Linked DNA regions of Homo sapiens: region 1 is linked to region 2. A link is a loop called in an ENCODE intact Hi-C map of the cell type or tissue named here. Cell type or tissue: CD14-positive monocyte. All regions are shown on one strand. Each heading gives the region's core, and the rest is flanking DNA. Links, peaks and the distances in the headings are about the cores only. Region 1 holds the start of LOC105369402 (a long non-coding RNA gene). Region 2 overlaps GAB2 (GRB2 associated binding protein 2).

Region 1 (5,381 bases), core at 198-5,197, 53 kb before region 2:
TGGCTAGCCATATGTAGAAAGCTGAAACTGGATCCCTTCCTTACACCTTATACAAAAATTAATTCAAGATGGATTAAAGACTTAAATGTTAGACCTAAAACCATAAAAACCCCAGAAGAAAACCTAGGCAATACCATTCAGGACATAGGCATGGGCAAGGACTTCATGTCTAAAACACCAAAAGCAATGGCAACAAAAGCCAAAATTGACAAATGGGATCTAATTAAACTAAAGAGCTTCTGTACAGCAAAAGAGACTACCATCAGAGTGAACAGGCAACCTACAGAATGGGAGAAAATTTTTGCAATCTACTCATCTGACAAAGGGCTGATATCCAGAATCTACAATGAACTCAAACAAATTTACAAGAAAAAAACAACCCCATCAAAAAGTTGACGAAGAATATGAACAGACATTTCTCAAAAGAAGACATTTATGCAGCCAAAAGACACATGAAAAAATGCTCATCATCACTGGCCATCAGAGAAATGCAAATCAAAACCACCATGAGATACCATCTCACACCAGTTAGAATGGCGAAATGTGAGTCTTAACCTGAGGCTGAGGCCAGATTTAGATTTTCCCCTTAGACTTTCCGGGTCAATAAACTCTTTCCTCATTTAAGGTAACTTAGGTCACTGATCAATACAGGCTGTAACCATATGTCCGAACCAGTTTGCTACCACCGGAGTAACTCAGGGGTCCTTTACAAGAGCCCTGATCATATTCATTATTCAATCCACTTTCTTTTTCCTTCACTTTCAATGTCTTTTCCATTAGCACTTACTCACACCTACACAAACTCTCCCTTCCTCATTCCAATCATTCAATCAACATTTATGAAATCCAGTAATGCCAGGTCCTTCAGGATCTCATGACTTATGGAAAGGGCAGACAAGTACAGTACATAGGTAACTCAGTACATGGTCAGTGCTCTTATAATGGTATGAACAGAGGTTCTCAGCACAGTTCATGTAGGTGTTCTCAGCACCCACATGAACAGTGGATGCTTGACGGAGAGGACTACTCTGCTTGCCTCGAGGAGTCACAGAAGTTTTACAGGACAGGTGGCACTTGGATTGGGTATTGAAGGATGTGAAGAGTTTTGCTGGGTGAAGAAAAACTGCTGGAGGGAGAACTTTCAGGAAAAGAGAGTAAGATGAGTATAGGTGACTCTTGTTATTTCTGGTAGTTATGGTCTGTAAAGTCAGCACAAACACTGTATTAGTTAATATTGAATCATTCCTCTGGGGCAGCGATCCCCAACCTTTTTGGCACCAACGGCTGGTTTTGTGGAAGATAATTTTTCCATGGAAAGGGGTAGGGACGGTTTTGGGATGAAACTGTTCCACTTCAGATCATCAGGCATTAGATTCTAATAAGGAGTATGCAACCTAGGTCCCTTGCATGTGCAGTTCACAATAGAGTTTACTCTTCTATGAGAATCTGATGTCACCGCTGATCTGATGGGAGGTGGAGCTTAGACAGTAATGCTCACTCACCAGCTGCTCACCTCCTGCTGTGAGGCCCAGTTCCTAACAGGCCAGACTGGTAAGGGTCCTCGGCCCAGGGGGCTGGGGACCCCTGCTCTAGGGGAAAAATACCAGATTAGGTTCCTCTTAGCCTCTGGTCACATTTTTATCAATCGGTCAATACATAACCTCGTTTTATATGTGTTTCTGTTTAAAGACACCTTATTTAATATTTGTTGATTCAGTAAGACTGAACTCATGGCTAACAGCACTTCAACTCTGCCTGAACAAAGCTTATCTAATACATGTATTTTCTCAGTAAGGCACATTACAGCCTTCTTGTGTTTAGAAACACTAGACAGAACTTCAGCACTATGCTTGGGGATCTTTTTAAACAGTGAAATCACCAACAAAAAGCACAAAAATGCAAAAAACATGGTACCCGATATATGACAAAGAAGACACTTGTTTACAGGATGAGAGGTGAAATAAGTACACAAAACACTGCCTTGTGCCACCTCAGCTGGGAATGTGCACGTCAGGAGACTCAGATGTTTTCACTGCCCTGTCCATGTGAATGTCTGAGATTAACAGCCAAAGCATGCTGTTTGGTCTGTTCAGGCTGGTAAAACAAAATACCTCAGACTGTTATTTATAAACATGAAATTTACAGTCCACAGTGCTGGAGGCTGGAAAGTCCAGGATCAAGGCACCAGCAGATTTGGTGCCTGGTGAGGGCCCTGTTTCTAACAGATGGTGGAGGGGACAACGGAAGCCCTCAAGCTGCTTTTGTAAGGGCAAAAATCCCCTTCACGAGGGCTCTGCCCTCACAGCCCACCTAATCACCTCCCAAAGGCCCCACCTCCTAATACCAACACATCAGGGATAAGATTTCAACATACACGTTTTGGAGGGACACAAACATTCAGTCCATACATGGTGAGTATTGATTTTGGGGTTACAAGTAAATTTCAGTGAGTACAGAATCTAGAATGTGTGAATATGAGGATTCACTGTATATGAAAAAGTTTGGTGTACTCAAATGATAAAGGTAAGTTTGGTGACGTTTATGTCGGGAGGATGAGAAAACTGTGGAGAGAAAATTATTGAAGGTAAGTCAAATATTATAATAATATATTTTAAAATATTATAAAATTAAAAAATCTGAGAATTCCTCCAGAAAATAACATATTTTTAAGTATTTGTTAATGAAGAAAAAACTACAATGAATTCATGATTCCTTTAATCAGAATATCCATATTTTTTGGGGAAAAAAGTACAAATTCATGGAAAACACTTATTCAGTTCATAAGCAATACTGGGTGTGAGGGAGTGTGTGTGTTTTGAAGGACCCAGGACACAGCAGTCCATCATATGGGAACTACTGTCGTGCACCCAGGGGAGTAGCTCAGGCAGGGAGAACAGCATAGGTAAAGGCCCTGAAGAGGAAGCGAGCTTGGGTTATGGGAGAACCTGACAGGAGGTCATGGCTGGAACACAGTAAACAAAGGGGAAAGTAGAACAAGCAAAAGGCAGGGGTAGATTGAAGTTTAGATTTTATCTTAAATAAAATCCCTCAATAGGGGCATGATTAATAAATCAATATATTGGCAAATGAGCTTGAGAACCATGTATTATACTATTTATATTATTCACATATTATTTATATTAAATATACCATGTTTATGTACACAAACATACATACAACCACATAAAGTGTATATATAGCATACACACATACACACATTTTACAAATGCTTAGAAAAGCATTTCAAATTGCTACCAATGGCTCCTTGTTGAGGGGAATGGGCATATAAGAGAAAAGATACAGGGAACTTTCACATTTTAATCCACATAATTCTATATTTTTAAGTAAACAGAACATGAGAGCTGTGAATGGTTTTAAATTTTTCCATATTTAAAATTCTAAAAGATCATTCTGGCCTATAATAATTGCATTGAAGTAGGGCAAGAGCATGAGTAGGAAGCCCAGATAGACTACTGCTCAAGAAATAATGGTGATATGGACCAGGGCAGTGGCAAAAGGTATATACATTGAAGAGGGCATATGCAACCAAGATATATTTCAGAGGCTGAAATGACTAACCTTGATAATGGACAGAATATGGGAGATACCGGAGAAGGAAGAATAAAGACTTCAAGATTTCCAGCTTGAGCAAGTGGGTGGGCTGTATTATGACTCATTATGATGGAGAAGAGAATCACAGTCACATCTCTCTGACAAGTCTATTATGGTGCATTCTATCCATTCTCTGCCTCTACCACATGAAAGACAAAGGGACAAGATGAATTTGATGTGTATGAGAGAGACAGGGTCACATCTGGGAAACCAAAAAGCCCTGTATCAGTAATTACACTGATTGAATTCTGTGAGGTTCATTCCCCAAAGACCAGGTCAACCTTTCTACAGAGGACTCGAAATCCATTAGGGGAATTACCTCTCCCATTGACAAAGCAACAAATGAGCTGTTGCCAACCCTTTAAATATTGGAGAAAGAAAGGTCATTCCCCTGAGGGACCTTGCTTTCATGTCCTTGAATGGTCTGATCTCAGTTATATTTAAAGCACTGAATTAAGCAAAGGTTACCAGGGAAAACCAGGGCAAAGCTGGGGGAAGAGTAGACAAATGATGCCCAGGAATATAAATTGTTTCCTTTCTTCTGGGACAAAGGCTTCTCTCTCAGTCCCGCAGGCCCTCCAAAGACCTGGTTCCATATTTTCGTAAATATACATCTGATTGTTTTACTTCTTTGCTTTAAATTAGCTCACTACTGTCTTCAACAGTGGTATTCAAACTTCAATGTGCATCAGAATCACTAAGACATCTGTTCACAATGGAGAATACCAGGCCTCAGTCTCAACAGGGATTCAGATCAGTAGGTCTGGAGTACAGTCCAGGGATACAAACCTCAAATGACTCTACTACAGACTATTCAAGGACCCTATTTTGAGAAACAATGCACTAAATTGTTAATGATGATTGACAGGATGTAGCCTTGACTTAGTGACCTGCACTAGAGGAATAAATGTATCAGGAGTTTAGATATTCAGGTTGTGATTCCAGCTGTCTTTGAAATGTGAACTTATGGGGGAAAATAAACACTTTCCTGCTCTGGGCCATTTCCTCATCTATAACGTACAAGTGTTGACTTTATTATTGTTCCCACCATCACTTCAATTTCTGACATTTTAAGATCACAGGAAAAGACAGAGGATTGAAAATGTCAGGCAGAGCTTCTGGACTGTGCTAGACTGACTCTCCCAAAGGTGCCCAAACTGTGAAGACACATGAACATGCGCACAAAGTCTGGTGCTTTCTGGAGAGCTTTTCCCATCTGGACTAGCCATCTGGAGTCCAGTACACAGTGGAATTTGCTGGTCATAAGCAAATACAGTATCATGAAAAGCTACTTCCAAGGTACAGAATGAACAAATAATGGGGCCCTTCAGGAACTTGGCTTCTCTTCCCTGGTCACAGTATTCTACAAAAATGGAGGGAAATCATTCAAAGGATGACATGAGAAACAGAACCAAATTCCAAAGATTAATTCAGGTGATCAAGTAAATGGACTATCTTGCTCCTGGGAGCCCCAATTTACATCAGTCCAGCTGCTTGAAGTATTGCATATGTAGCTGGAAAACATTCCCATACAGAGACTTCCTTAGCCTCTCTAGGAGCTATTGGAAAGGCTTTTGTTTAATTTGTAAGAATTCAGTATACAGAATTAAAAGAATGACCCTGGGCTGATCCTTTTTTTTTCTTTTGTTTCCTTGTTGCCAGAAATCATCATTACATAGATATAATTTAGATAACGTAAAATGCATCCATCTTAACAGTTCAGATGGCTGAATTTTACAAATGTATTTACCATCTAACCACCACTTCAA
Region 2 (5,381 bases), core at 305-5,304:
TTAATACTTCTGAGACTTCTTTTCTTCATCATTAAAATAAGGATAATTATCTTAGAACATTTATTTCTTGAGAAATAAAGTTCCTGATACATAATAGACACTTACCTAAAAGATAATCCCCATGTTAACCCTTGCTTCACACCATATACAAACATTAACTTGAACTGGATTATAGACCTAAATGTAAAAGCTAAAACATCTCCTACAAGAAAACATAGGAGAAAAATCTTTGTGACCTTTAAGTAAACAAAAAGCATAAATCATAAAAGAAAAACTGAAAACTAAGCTTCATCAAAATTCAAAGCTTTTGTTCCTCAAATGATACAATTAAGAGAAGGAAAGGGCATGACACAAACTGGGAGAACATACAGTTGAACCTTGAACAACATGGGGGTTAGGGGATGGCTCCCTCCCATGCAGTCAAAAATCCATGTACAACTTTTGACTCCCCTGAAACTTAACTACTATAAACAGTGGAATAACACATACTTAGTATGTTATATATTATATATTGCATTTTTACAGTAAAGATAGAGAAAAAAATCATAAGGAAGATTAAAATGTATTTAGTATTGATTAAGTGGAAGTGGATCATCATAAAGGTCTTTATCTTCATCTTGACATTGAGTAGGCTGAGGAGAAAGAGGAAAAGAAGAGGTTAGACTTGCTGTCTCAGCAGTGACAGAAGCAGAAGAGGTAGAAGGGGAGGAAGGGGAGGCAGGAGAGGCAAGCACACTCAGTGTCACTTTTACTGAAAAGAATCCAAGTATAAATGGACCCATGCAGTTCAAGCCCATTTTGTTCAAGGATCAGTTGTATTCACATGTTTTCACAGATTGAAGGAAATGTTTAATATATTTCTATCTTACAAAGAACTGGTATCCAGATCATAAAAGGAACTTGTACAACTCAGTAAGAAGATAAATGACACAATTTTTTAAATGGGCAAAAGATTTGAACAGATACTAGACAAAAGAAGATAGTATACAAAATGCCAGTTGGCACATGGTGCTCAACATCACTAGACATCAGGGAAACAAATGAAAACCACAATGAATACCATGACCTATAAACCCATTAGAATGACTAAAATTAAAAAGGCTGATCACACTAAGTGCTTCTGAGATTGTAAAGCAACTGGAAATCACATACACTGTTGATAGGAAAGTAAAACAATACAGTTTGGAAGTTTCTCAAAAAGTTTAACACGTATCTACCATATGACTGAGCCATTCAACTGCTGGGTATACCTGGGAGAAATGAAAATGTATGCTCCACAGAAAGATTTCCAAGTGAATGTTCATATCAGCTTTATTTAAAAGAGCCAGAAACAAGAAAGAACCCAATGTCCATCAATAGGTGGTATATCCACACAATGGAATACTACTCAGCAATAACATGGATACATGCAACAACATGGACACATCCAGAAATCACTATGCTGAGTGAAATAAGCTGCACAAAAAGTGTACATACTGTACTCCTATAAAATGCAAACTAATTTAGAGTGACAAAGAACAGAGGAGTGCTTGCCTGGGGCTAAGGGCAAAGGAAGGGAAAGACTGCAAAGGGGCAAGAGGAATCTTTTGGGGATGATGCCAATGTTCTACATCTTCAATGTAGTACTTGTTTCATGAGTACGGACAGACACCTATGAGACTCATTAAATGTACACAGATATAGTTCACTGTGTGTAAATTATCCTTTGAAGTTGATAAGGAAAAAAGTAATTTCCTTTGCCACTCCTGCTGCCACTGGAAACAAGTTAGCAAGCTACTACCTCCCATATCTCACGATCACTGGGAAAACAGGAAGCTGTATAGAAGTTGGTGAGAAAATGAGTGGTATTGCAAAAAACATTTGATTATTAATGAGGTGTCTGGTACTAAGTTACAAATCATCTTACTTAATTCTAACACTTTTGATGAGGTAGGCACTATTATCTCTATTACAGATGAGACAACAGGCTCAGAAAGTTTAAAGAACTCATTGAAAGTCACCCCGATGGTAAATGGTAGATTTGGATTCAACAATGTATGCTGGCATCAGACCAGATAAACTTACCTTCGAATGCTATTATTCCCTACAGTGCTTAGGGCATCCTCAGAAAGGAAAAGCCCTGATAGCCTAGGGACAAGAAGAGCTGCTAGAGATTTCCTTCATCAGGACTGAGAAATCCTCTCAAGTCAGGGAGTTTTTTTTCTTTTAAAAAATTTTTTTTAAGTCGGTGAGTTTTAGCAGCCTTTTTCAAAGCAGCTTGGGAGAGTGGGAGGTGGGGTACACCTCTGCTTCTGGAGCAGAGGAGAATCCTCTCACTTGGCTCCAGCATTTGCTGGTATTTTGTTAACTTTTGGCTCCTCCATGTTCACCCACCCACTGGTTTCCCAGAGTAAAAATGCCAAAATATCTTGGCTGAACAGGCGAATGGATCACAGATGACAGAGGTAAAAAAAAGAAAAAAAGAAAAAAAAAAGAAAGACAATCAAGAGGTTCTGTAATATGCTTCTTTTTAAAGGTAAAAGCAAATTGCACACGTCCTCATTCTTATTCTCTTTGAGTTGGCTGTCTTGTGAAACATTCTGTTGTCTATATTTTCATTCATCACATTGAAAAAAAAGTTAGGCAAATGGGTCATGCTGAAAGTTTAAGTAAATTTACCGTCTTCCTATTTCAGACCAGCTGTAGTCCATCTCCCCTGAAGCCTGGCCAACAGATCAAGGAGAACATGGCTTGAGCTGCAAAAACAGACCAGAGAGAGAAACCCTGGGAAACTAGGCTCTAGCGGGTAGCTCAGGAGGGGAACCCACACTGCAGAGGAAAAGTAAAGAGGCCTGGGTGCCGGGATTAACTCTAATCATCCGTGAGACTCTGGCAAGACATGCTCTCCCTCAGAACCTCCAAAGACTGGAGTGATCAGGTTTTTCAACTTTTAACAAAGGCCCAGCGTTTCTAACCAAATATAATCTCCCTAAACCCTCAGTTTCTCATGCACTTCCTCTTTGAGGATTGCTCTGCTGCCTGTTTATTCCTCAGAAACCAAGTTTCACTTTCTGAAATCTGTTATAAAGCCAGGCGACTTTTCATTGTTACACTATAAATTATGATACCAAATAAAAACTTCTAAAAAGTATATACAAGGATAATCTGAAATTCAGCCATAAGCCTGAGTGTGTGTCATTGAGAGTTAGGAACTAAATGCTCTAAAACAAACTGTGATGTTTTCTGGTTGTTCCTCATTTCCATTCCTGACTTAGCCTGAACTGCAATTTTACTAAAGCTCCTTTGCTTCCCCTTCACACACGTTAAGAATTCACCACAGGAACATGTGCTTTTGTGCTCATTGAACTAAAGCCTCCTCCCCAAACTATGCTCTGCCAAGTTGTTTCCGGTAAGCAACTTTGGAAAATAAAAATTCCCTAGACATTTTGAACAGTGGTTTGAGAGGAAGACACACAACCCGACAGGGGAACTGAAACATTCCCCCTTGTGTCCACTTCTGTCCTGGGAGGATGGGGGAAGGAAGTCGTGGAAGAAGCTTTTTAGAGGAAACAGACTCGCAGGACTTTTGCTGCAAACAATTGGGTACTGTATCCAGCTGTTGACCGAGGCAACTGTCAGCTCAAAACCATGCAGAGAACAAGGGAGCCAGAGTTCCTTCTCCTAAAATACGACAGGACTACACTTCTGTTTCACATGTCATAGCCTAGTACCTGTATTCTAGCCCTTGAGCCCATTCTCAGTATTAGAAGGGGCCTTCGGCATCATTTACCCAGTGGCCTTTTTTTTTTTTAATAAGTGGAATTATTTATTTCTACATACAAGATTTCGTATAGAAGCATAACATAGAAGTAAAAGCAGAACTGCTCTAGGGGGCAGGGGATGCAGGCAGAGAGCTCTGCCAGCTGAGCTACTGTCATCCCTTTCATCAGGCACCTCTCTGGATTCCCAGGTGGCCCTGGGTCTTTGTTTATAAGGTCTTTGTTGATTCTCAGCCTGGGATTCATGGTACTTGTGGAGAGTACAGATGAACACACAAATGACCATGCCCTTCATTTGATTCAGTAGAGGGGTGGTATGAGCTTTCGTTCTCACATCTTCTCCTTCAATAATCTCATTAACTCCCAGTGCTTCATTTACCATTTCTACGTGAAATAGTCTCACATTGTACATTTTTAGACACTATCTCCCTACTGAAAGCCAAGCATCTAAAGCATACTGCTGGGAGAAGACAAGCAGGGAGCTAGGTAAGTAGATAGGGAACTGGAAGTCTGGCAGCAGAATTCCAAGTGTTTGGTCCCCAAATCCAGGACCAGGACTCTAATTCCAAGGAGACTGGTGAGAGAAAAGAATAATGGGAGTCTTTAAAGAATCAAAGTACAAAAACTTGTACTTTGACAGGGACTTGACCAAAAGGAACCAAGCAAGAGCCAATTCTAAAAAGAATTGGGGGGCCAGGTCGAGCGCAGTGGCTCACACCTGTAATACCAGCACTTTGGGAGGCCGAAGTGGAAGGATCACTTGAGGTCAGGAGTTCAAGACCAGCTGGGCAGCACGGTGAAACCCCGCCTCTACTAAAAATACAAAAAATTAGCCAAGTGTGGTGGTGGGCACCTTTAATCCCAGATACTTGGGAGGCTGAGGCAGGAGAATCACTTGAATCCGGGAGGCGGAGGCTGCAGTAAGCCGAGATGGCGCCATTGCACTCCAGCCTGGGCAACAGGACTGAGACTCCGTCTCAAACAAACAAACAAAAACACACAACCACACAAAACAACTGGGGGCCAAAGTCAGACGGGGACTAGCTTTAAGGCTGACTTGATGCCGACTCCCAGAAGCCTGGATCAGGCTCTTAAATCTCATACCACGTCATCCCCGTTACATGCAGGATGACTTCACAGAACCCGTCATAAGGCACTAGAGGACAGAGCTCAGCAGGGCTTCACAGCTCGGCGTGTCTGTGCCCTGCTTGCCTAGCAAGTTGAAAGCATGTGATAAGCTGAAAGGATGCAGACCAGACACTCCTAACACTTTTTGGGTCACTCACTGAGAGACCAAATAGCCATTTCTCCCTTCACCCTTGTTACAGAATTCATATTTTGTTCAGAGGACTGGTGGAGATCTGATGTTATCAGGGAAGGTAAATCCCCTCCCTTTGCCCCAGGGGCTGAATCAAAAGCAATTATACAAATCCCATTCCTCATTGATGGGAATGATCTAGAGGTGGGCATGTGACCTATTGCTAGCCAAAAAAAACATAAGGGGTTTTCTGAGGGAAAGTGCCTGATTTTCCTGGTGACATGCTTGAGCCACTGAAAGAATGCTGAAACTTCCAGCCTCTTACTTTGCTAAATGAATATCAAAGTCCTTGTGATTTAAGTCAC

The links. Peaks named below come from ENCODE experiments on the same cell type or tissue, not always from the same donor. Only the 100,000 strongest peaks of a DNase experiment are listed, where the experiment ranks them.
Region 1: it touches region 2 in a loop (3-fold over the local background); 4 of 110 quality-filtered maps call a loop at or near these places.

The regions. Positions count from the first base shown.
Region 1 is chr11:78,294,675-78,300,055 of GRCh38, forward strand. The region is part of intron 1 of GAB2 (GRB2 associated binding protein 2); the gene reads right to left. LOC105369402 (a long non-coding RNA gene) reads left to right here and starts at 2,090. Exons shown (of 3, transcript XR_950343.4): 1 at 2,090-2,411. In CD14-positive monocyte, for the core only: no CTCF peak of the experiment used is centred there; no DNase peak of the experiment used is centred there; H3K27ac peaks cover 1,719 bases.
Region 2 is chr11:78,347,477-78,352,857 of GRCh38, forward strand. The region is part of intron 1 of GAB2 (GRB2 associated binding protein 2); the gene reads right to left. Among named protein-coding and RNA genes, the nearest start is that of GAB2, 68 kb to the right of the region's middle. In CD14-positive monocyte, for the core only: no CTCF peak of the experiment used is centred there; DNase peaks (open chromatin) are centred at 1,825 and 3,385; H3K4me3 peaks cover 3,996 bases; H3K27ac peaks cover 4,778 bases.